Regions from separate parts of the Mus musculus genome. Here region 1 is linked to region 2. A link is a loop called in an ENCODE intact Hi-C map of the cell type or tissue named here. Cell type or tissue: left cerebral cortex. All regions are shown on one strand.

Evidence for each region. Hi-C counts contacts between places; a loop is a spot of excess contacts. Peaks named below come from ENCODE experiments on the same cell type or tissue, not always from the same donor. Only the 100,000 strongest peaks of a DNase experiment are listed, where the experiment ranks them.
Region 1: it touches region 2 in a loop (1.9-fold over the local background); 2 of 42 quality-filtered maps call a loop at or near these places.

The regions. Positions count from the first base shown.
Region 1 is chr2:31,534,480-31,539,479 of GRCm38, reverse strand. The region is part of intron 2 of Gm32952 (a long non-coding RNA gene); the gene reads left to right. Among named protein-coding and RNA genes, the nearest start is that of Gm32952, 15 kb to the left of the region's middle. In left cerebral cortex, no CTCF peak of the experiment used is centred here; a DNase peak (open chromatin) is centred at 2,163.
Region 2 is chr2:31,346,407-31,351,406 of GRCm38, reverse strand. Hmcn2 (hemicentin 2) reads right to left here. Exons shown (of 98, transcript NM_001370902.1): 8 at 4,682-4,945; 9 at 1,285-1,429; 10 at 767-888. Among named protein-coding and RNA genes, the nearest start is that of Hmcn2, 35 kb to the right of the region's middle. In left cerebral cortex, no CTCF peak of the experiment used is centred here; a DNase peak (open chromatin) is centred at 2,834.

The sequences.
Region 1 (5,000 bases), 190 kb before region 2:
GTGGTATGCATATGCGTGTCTGTCTTTCTGTGTGATGTGTGTATGTATACTTGTCTGTCTTTTTCTCTGGATGGTCTGTCTGTCTGTGTGTGTGTATGTGTTTGTGTGTGGAGACCATAAGTTGATGACTTATATCTTTCTCAATTGTTCTCTACCCGGTAATGAGTCAGGCTTTCTCTTAAACTCAGGGCTCACCAATTTGCCTATTCTAGGCTACCCACATCGTGTCCCTGCATTAGCCTCCTATGTGCTGGTTCTGGGACAGGCTGCCACAGCCTGCCAGGTGCTAATGCTTGCATGCTAGGGATCCGGGCTCAGGCTATCATGGTTGCTCAGCAAGCTCTTTATCCATCGAGCCTCTGGGGTTTTCTTGCCTGGTATCTGACATCTGGATGTGAGAAGTGGCAGAGTGGGTTTCACACCCATATAACTCAGACTCCTGAACCCACAAGAGTCAGCATTTGACCATGTCCACAGCTGTGCCACCTCTGACGGAAGGGCAGCTTGTCCTCTGAGGCACTGACTGGTGGCAAGTGCAGTTGCAGGGGTGAGGACTGCTGGCTTGACAGCTGTGAGCAGTCACCAGGGCTACTCTAATGGAGTCCTGAGACAGTACGCAGTAGTGACAGTTGAGCCCAGAGATAGCAGGGTGCGTGGGCTCCAGTGTGACAGAAGGGACAAGCCACCAGCAAACCTGTAATCCTCTGATTTCTAGCGGCTGTAGCATTTAACTCCTACTTCTCCAAGCTGAGTTATGCCAGTGGGGTCCCTGTCCACTCAAGGAAGGGACAGCCACTGCCTTGAACTACTGAAGTCTGAAGTCTGAGTTATCTGCTTCTGCCTAAAAAAAAAAAAAAACAAACAAACCAAAAACCCCCCCAAAACCCAACCCCCCCAAAACAAAATAACCCCACCCCTGCACTTTACTTATTTATTTAGTATGCACATAGGTGTGTTGGCATTTGACCATGGATTTGCACCATGGCGCATCTGTAAATGTCAGAGGGCAACTTGGGGTTGGTTTCCCCTTCTACTGTGTTGGTCCCAAGTCTGGAACTAAGTTGTCATGATTGGCGGCAAGTGCTTTTACCTATTGAGCCATCTCTCTGGGCTCCTGCTTCTGATTTCCACCCAACCCTACCTCAGCTTTTTTCCCTGGAGACCAAGATGGGTCGTTACCACTGCTGATGACAACGATGCCGATGATGAGTGACATGGGGTCTTACGTACCCATACTAGCCTTAAACTTAAGATGACCTTCAACTCTTGAAATATTTGCTGGTGCCTCCTCAAACGCTAAGATCCCAGGTAGACACTGCCATGTCTAGCCAGGAGGGGTATTTGACAAAGAAATCTCGTAAGATATCTCGTTGGTCTTGGTCTTTTTGTGGGTCTCTATTGGCCTCAGGATAAAGCTAAGGTTATGACCTCTGCCTGCAGGAGCCTTCTGACAGGGCCTTTAGCACATCTAGAGTCTCCCATCTGCGTTTGCCCCACTGCTTTTGCTTCCTTGGTCTTCTAACTGGCCTTCCCTCAGGACCTTTCATGTCTGTTTTTTCTCCATCTATCCTGGGCTAGTGAGGTTCTTATCTTTCAGACCTGTGTTTAACCTGCTCTAATCTGCAAAATGGAATCAAGGCATCCTGCCTTAGACCCAAGCAATCCTTCTTCATCCCGAGTTCCCTAAGGCAGGGCGAGAGGTCAGATACCTACAGACCATACCTTGGTGAATTCTCACAATACCCTCCATTAGGTGCATTTGCCAACAGAACTCTAGAGAGGAAGAAACCGACACTGAGGCTCGGAGTTTCCAAGTTCCAAGGGCAGTTGCTGTAGAACCAGGATTTGTACCTAGTCTGCCTGAACCTCATGGGTACCAGACAGCCTCTGAGAGATGGAGGAGACCCTTGCAGCCTCATGAGGCAGAGGTGGAAACTAGGGCAACTGGGCATGGGGCAGTGACTTCCCAGTGTCCTGTAGGCCAGCGCTTGTCCCTGCCTCTCTCTGGTGAGCACAGATGCTTCTCCCTCTGAAAGCCTGTTCTTGGTGGTCAGTGGCTCAGCTGGGAGTGGCTTCTTCCTGTGAGCTGGGCTGTGGCTAGGACAGAAGGCTCCTTCCAGAAGTACTCAGGGCTGGAAGCACTCCCAGGCTCCTCCCAATCCACTCTGTCCCCAGCTCCAAGCAGCTGCTGAGCACAATTAGCCAACAAGTGGCTGTTTTGTGGAGTTGCTGCTGATGTGTTTGGAGTGGCTCTCTGAGTGGGAAATGGGGCGGTAGGAGAGGCCAGCAGACAAAACAGCGTGAGTGCATTAGGCTTTATCGCTCTGTACATGGCTGACATCACTGTTTTAAATAAGTTCTGTTTGGCCCTGGAGGAGGATAAAGGCACAAGAGGGAGAGAGTGCAGGCTGCTAGACACGTGCTCGCTTGCTCTTGATGGCTTGCACACACACACACACACACACACACACACACACACACACACACACACACACACCATCCAGTCTAGAGTGGAGGCATAATGGCCAGAGAGACTGGAGAAAACTGTCCAACAGATGGGGCCAGCCCTGCTTCAACAGGAGGCTCCAGCTCCAGATGAAAGTCTTCAGGTAAAATAGAATGCCTGAATTAGCCGACCATTGTGTGGTGAGAGGGTAATGCGCCTGCCTCTTCCTAATGGCCGCCCAGTTACCAGAGACCGAAACCACTCCAATGGTACAGACATCCAAGGACAAAAGTCACCGGGAGAAATGACAGAGGGTCCTCCACCCTGGGCTTGGGTAAAGAGCACTGTCTCCTCAGCCCTTCCATCTCCAGGGGTCCTGCTGCAGATTTGTCAAAAAGAGTGATCATGAAGTAGCCACCCGTGGAGAGGTGTCCCAGAGGAGGGAGACAGCGGCGGGGAGGTGCAACGTGAGGTGGATGGTCAGGACGGGACATAAAACAGCTTTGCCGTGAGCCTCCCATCTGCCCAGCCTTCCTTGTCAGACTCCTCTCCTTCTCTCCAGGCTTCTGTGTCTGCTTCTTTAGAAAGAAATTTCATTTGAGGGTGTGGGGCATATGCCTGTGTTCCAGCACTCAGGAGGCAGAGGCAGAAGGATTGACACAAGTTTGGAGGTCAGCCTGGGCTACATAGGGAGCTCACGTCATCCTGTCTCAAAGAAAAGTCAAGGTTGGATGTGGGGCTCTGTAAGTAAAAGAGAAAAAGCTCATGTATCTCTCACCCCTTGATCCATTAGCCCATCTATTCATCCATACAGATTCCTATACATACCCACTCATGTATCCATATAATTTTCCCATGCATCTACCCATCCATCCATCCATCCATCCACCCATCCATCCATCATCCATCCACCCACCCACCCATCCATCTATCCATCCTTTCATCTATCTATCCATCCATCCATCCACCCACCCATCCATCACCTATCCACCCATCCACCCACCCACCCATCCATCTATCCATCCATCCATCCATCCATCCATCCATCCATCCATCCCACCCACCCACCCACCCATCCATCCATCCACCCACCCACCCACCCATCCACCCACCCACTCATCCATCCACCCACCCACCCACCCACCCATCCATCCATCCATCCATTCCCTTATCTACCCACCTACCCCACCATCTTATCTACTCTTCCACTTCTTCCTCTTCCCATTCATTCACCCATCTCTTGTCCTTGGTATATAATGAGTTATCTTTCTGGATGCTTTCATTTCCCATCTTCCCTGGTGGAATATGAACCACTTTAAAAGCCCCTCTCTTTAATGATGTATGTTTATTTTACTGTATTAAAATCTTTAAAATTTTAAAGTTTATTTTACGTGTATGAACGTTTTGTGTGTGTGTGTGTATGTATATACACTGTGCATGCCTTATGTCCTCAGAGGTCAGAGGAGGGAACTGAACTTATAGACTGTTGTGAGTCTCCATGTAAGTGCTGGGAGTTGAACCCTACTCCTCTGCAAGAGCAATGACACCTAAGCCTGCACATTTCCTGAGGGAGCTGAAGGGGAAGCTCCTGTAGGTGCAGATGCTGTGGGAGTGGGCAGGGACACTTCTGTTGATGTGACAAAACACCAAACAACATAGAGTAGAAAAGAGTTCAGTTGTCTTACAGCTCACTGTCCATCACTGAGGGAAGTCGAGGCAGAAATTTGAAGGCAGGCCTACTTATTGTTCCACACAGCAGTTCCTCTGATCAAGAAACTCACTTCTCAGACAAAGAAGTACAGCAGGACCATGGGGGATGCTGCTTGCTGGCTGGCTTATACTCAGTTAGCTTCCTTATACTTACTTATAGGACCATCTGCCTAGGGATGGTGCCACCCATAGTGGACTGGGTCCTTCTACATTAAAAATCAAGACAATATCCCATAGATATGCCTACAGGACAACCTTATTTAGGCAATTTCTCACTTGAGGCACCTCTCTCAGATGACTCTAGGTTGTGTCAAGTTAACCAGGACAATTGGGGGACATAGACCTGTAAAAAGGGCTGAGGTTTTGATGGGCAGACGGAGGGAGCGAGAAGTCTAAGGCACCCCAAGGCTGAGCCCAGGGAGGTCCCTGTAATCTAAGTTATGACCAGAAGCTCTGGAAGACCTAGGGAAGTGTGGAAGAGGTGCAGGAGAAGCCTCAAGACCAGTAATGTGTGGCAGCTGGGGGTGCAGTGTAAGTGAGGTAGGAGAGAAAGAGTCCCCTTACTTCACTGTCAGGACCTCTGAAGCAGAAGGCTTTCATCTCCAAGAAAAGAGCTTTCTTGATTTCTCCTCAGTGCAACCACAGTAGTACTTAGCGTGAGAAGAAGCGACTCCCCCATCCCATTTTGCTGGTGACAAGGTCTTACAGGTGTCAGGCAGAGATGCTAACCTGGAGGAGGTGGGAACGAAAGCTTGCTTCATTACGACTCCATCAGCCTGGATCAGGTCTTCTAAAGAACCCGACCTCGGGCAGTTTATTCTCAACATATTTAAGCCCAGTATAA
Region 2 (5,000 bases):
ATGTACAAGCATTAGGATCCAGGGTTAGATTCCAGTCATTCACATAAAATCCAGGTGTGGCAGCCCACATCTGTAACCTCAGCTCTAGGTGGTGGAGATGGGGGGGGCATCCCTGGGGCCTGCCCCCTCCACTCCTCAGTCTAGTTAAAATTAGAGAGCATTCCTAGGTTCCAGGAGAGATCCTGTGTCAAAAACAAAACAGAGGGAACACCTGCTGCCAAACTCTGGCCCCTGCAAGAAAGCTCACAGGAAAGTGGCCCTGCACACACATGCACAGACCACAGACAGGAAAGTGGCCCTGCACACACATGCACAGACCACAGCAGAAGGAGCCCATCTACATGCTACATTTATGGAATTGCGGGTGGCTTTGATGTCCTGTTTTATGCTTTCCCATCTTTCTGCCAGGGGTCTGTGCAATGTTTTATAAATGGATGCGAGGTCACTACATTGAATTTCTTTTCTTCCCCACAAGACTATTTGGGTCTTTAATTTTAAAGACTACATCTAATCTCACTCTGAGACTGCCTGTGGCATCTCCCGTCATCTAGAGCTCGGGGGTGGCATCGTGGCAGGGTTATAGTAACCCTACAAGGACATCCGGCACGAGACCAATATTTGAACAGTGTAGCTATGTTCTGAGTGAGAGACTGTCCCCAGGTGACAGCAGGCTAGTACTCTGCTCTAAGGATAGAGAGTGGCTTCAAAGAACCTTCAAGGGGAGGGGAGGAACACAGCGGACACACACAGAGAGAAGGGGATCGACCTGTGATGACAATCTGGGCGCTGGCTCGTCCTGACCCAGCTCTGCTGACGGCTATGCACTGGTACGTGCCTTCCTCAGCCTTAGAGGCTCTCGGGATCTCCCAGCTGCTGTTTCCCGACTCTCTGCAAAAGCAGCAGACAGTGTGGTCACTCTGACCCCAGCCAGGGTTTCCCAGTTTCAGGGGCCTCAGCCCCCCCAAGTCCTGTACCAAGGGTAACCCCAATTCCTCACTGAGGCTCAGTTAAAAGAACCAGGCAAATCCCACAGCATGCTATGTGAGCTGAGTCCATGCCTTGACCTCTCTGAATTCTAGACTCCCACCCTAAGGGAAGGGTCTAGGAGGTCCCTCCACTCCTGACCCCCACTACTGGGCTCATTCATAACCAGGATACCCACTCTCCCCATCTCCAACCAGGATGATCAGGATGACAATTAAACTGACCCCAAGTCTCTCCTGTTGCCCACTCTTTGAGAGAGGCATTAGAGCCAAAGACAATTGCTGCCCAACAGCTACTCACTGAAAGTACCGCTCCTCGCCCAGCCTCTCTCCATCTCTCTGCAGCTGTAGCTGGAAGGGGAGGGTGCTATACACAGAGCAGGACACCAGCAGGGGCTGCTGTAGGTAACCATGGATCTTAGGAGCCATGCTGACCAGCGGCACACCTGAAGGCAAGCACAGGGTTTAGACTTCTTCCCTACCATGCCGAAACCTGGCCATGGTACCTCCGTCACACAGGGGCCCTTAGAAAGAAGCACGAGCCAGAGGCCAGCCTTAAGGCAATGTGTGGTCACATTCAATGGTCACCCAAGACAGACCACTTACCTTTCTGAACCTCAGTTTTTACTTCTGCAAAATAGGGGTGACCCCTCCAAAGTTTAGGGGACATCAGAGAAGGGGTAGGAAGAATGCAAGAGCTAGAGGAAGCAGGGAAAATGGTGTGTGATGCTGGCTTCCAGCACAACATGACCATTGCACTCAAGTGTACAAGATCTGCCACAGGCTGGGCCTGTCAACATCCTGTCATAGAATAAAGAAGGGTTCACAAGGTCCCACTCATCTGTGAGGACTTCCAACAGCTAACAGTGGATGAGGAGGAGACATTTTCTTGGGTGTGTTGACATTGGTAAAATGTCCATGCTCACTAGTGTTCTTGTAAGCAACGCCAAAGAAACTTATCAGGTTGCCTGAAAAAGGGCATTAAGCCAAAGGGGGAGTAGTTGGAGGGTGAGCAGTGGAAGTGGGTAGAGGGCAGGAGACAGAAATGTCACAACGAAATACATAGTACTAATAATTACATGCTAAGAAAGCATTTTTAAATTATCAAACTAAGGTTAAAAGCGTATAAGACTAATTAGCTTCAAGAAGGACTCTCCTTGGTGTAATCAGTAAGATGCTGTATAGATGGGCTGGTGATGTCCCTGAGCCTGTGGTGTGATTAGGAGCTGGTGACAACCATCAGCAGAGAGTATTCCACAACCTCCCCAAGGCTTCTGAGGAAGCCAGTTAGAAGGCAGACCTGCACCGGCCAGGCCCCATCTGCCTGGGAGCAGCTCTGAGATCTGACCAGATGCTGCCCACTGTGCGGGAGGGCTGTGCAATGGGCTCTTCTTCATCCAAGAGTGGGACCCAGATCACTCAGGTCACTGCAGGGAACCCTTTCCAGTGGGGGTGGGGGAAGCACGGCTGGAAATGACTACCAATGTGAGACTCACAGCATTCTCGAGATAAAGCAAAAAACTTCGAGGAAACTCACAGCTTGTGACCTTCCTGTCTGACACTGCTCATCTCCTTACCCGACCCCTGTCCTGGGAGCAACAGCCTTTTTCCATTTGAGTTGTTTTCAAGAGACCTCTGAGAAAGTATCCGGCAGGGTCAGCAGCAGCCCATGGTGCTGGCAAGCACTCAGTCCATAAGGCTGTCTTCTTTGCATCCCAGCCAGAGGGGACAGAAGCCCAGTAAGATGCTCAAGGGGTGAGACAATGCACCAAGTGCCTCAGAACCCAGGCTGGGGGCTGGGAGAGTGGTAGGTGACATCATGCCCTGGGCTGCCTGCCACATCCCCAGGGAGAGGGGTGTCAGACTTCCAGCCACGTCCTCAGCAGTGTGTGCAGACGCTGCTCGCCCCCACAATCTGGAGCCTCTACTAGCCAGCTTGGTTACCCCTCTTCTGACAGAACAGGCCCAGGAACACCAGACCCACCACAAACCTTCAGCCCCAGAGTCAAGCTGCTCTGAGGCAAATCCCAGCCCCCTCAGCTCTTAAAGTAAGGAATGAAGGGAAAAAATACCTTGGCCCATCCCTCCCTATCCCCATTGGAGTGTCAATAGAGACCAAAGCCCAGAGCTGCATCCTAAGTCCCTGGTTCCATCTGAGAAGACAGAATGGAAGGAGACAGGTCTCCAGTGATGAACTCTCTCTAGAAAGCTTCTCCTCAGGCTGTAAAGGCATGACAGAAAGGTTCAGGGACAGCAGCATGGTATAGCGGTCAAGATGCCCAGGGACCAGGAGGCAGGATGAAACAGAAAAGAGGAAGGAGAGATGGGGGAGGGAGAAAGGAGAGGGGGAATGTCTTCAAAGAGTGTTCTTGTGTGGGCACTGTGGGTAGCCTCAAAGCCAGCCCTCCCTCCCGCCTTTCACACACCCTTATTGGAAAGGGATAGAGTAACTGCCCCACCAAAAAGTGTGGAACGCCTATGAGACTTTCTTCTGTGGGCTCCTCAGGTACTTAAGGAGGACAGTGGGCACAGGGTGGGCCACAGAGCCTACAATGTGGTCAGGTGACCCATGAGCCCAGCTGCACCTGCCAGGAGCAGAAGTGGAGGTGGGAAGCCTAAAATTCTACCCTTCCCTAGGAGCTTCCTGGCTTTGGGGCACAGAAACCAGAGCAAGTCACATGGTGGGAGTCAGTATGGGGACATGAAGCATCAGCAGCCTCCGAGTGTGGTCTCAGGCATCCCTTGCAGCTATGTGCACACCGGATTCTGGAGCCCTCCAGTAGGTGGGTGAACTTATCTCCTTGTCATGATTCCCAGAACTTTACTGTCACGGTGTTCAGTGAGGGGTTGCTCCTCTGTCTACCACACAGAACTGATGAAAGTGGGCAATGGGCCAGCATTGGCAAGTGCTGGGTCAACGCTTCCATGCACTATGGCTTGGGCTTAGCTTAGTAAACCTCAAAATTATGAATGAGTGATGGATGAATAGAGAGATGGATGGATGAATGAATGGATGGATGGATGGATGGATGGATGGATGGAGAAATTGTTGGAGAGATGGATGGAGAAATTGATGGAGAGATGGATAGATGAATGGATGGAGAGATGGAGAGATGGATGATGGATGGATGGATGAAGAGATGGGTGAGAGAGTGAAAGGGCAAAATGATGGGTAGATGGATGAAGTGATGAATAGATAAGGAGTTGGATAATGGGTAGGTAAATCAATGGATAGATGGTGAGCTTGTTGGCTCTATGTAGCAAACTGGATGGATAGATGGATGCTTGGATAAATACATGTGGATAGTTAGATGGATGAGTAGGTGGATGGATGAATGGACAGAAAACCAGATATAAACATATGGATGAGTGAACTGTGGATGATTATATAGATGGGTACCTTGATACATGGATGGGTGGGTGGGAGATGGGAAGGAGGTGGGAGTATTGCTGTGTGTGTGTGTGTGTGTGTGTGTGTGTGTGTGTGTGTGTGTGTGGTGGATGGATGGGCAACCTGGTGTGCAGATGGGCAGGCAGATGAGAGGGTAGATAGATGAATGGCTGTGTTCTACATCTTCAAATTGAAGGTCATGTCTGAAGCATGTCAGGATTTATCATAACACCTAACAGGGACCAGCTATTCATGGAAGTTTCCCCAAACTAATCTAGCCAGGGAAGGCTTCCAGGAAGACACTCACCTGGGGCCACTGCACTGTAGGAAACTCCAGAGACACGAAGGAGGGGATTCCCCTCGTGGTCTTTGCCCTTCACCTTGAGATAAAAGCGTTCCTTCGGCACGTGGAAGGGTGGCCCAGCCCACAGCTGATGGGTGGACCCATTGGAGAGGAGTTGTGTGGGCAGAGTGAGAAGGGACCTCCCCGAGCTGTGTGAGAGCTCCACAGACTCAAGGTGGCCAGGTGCCTGCAGGCCCGTAGAGTTGATCACCAGGGAGATGGGTACGCCTGCAAAGCAAAGGCGGAAACGAACTACTAGGCTCTGGGGCTGCATTTCAGGATT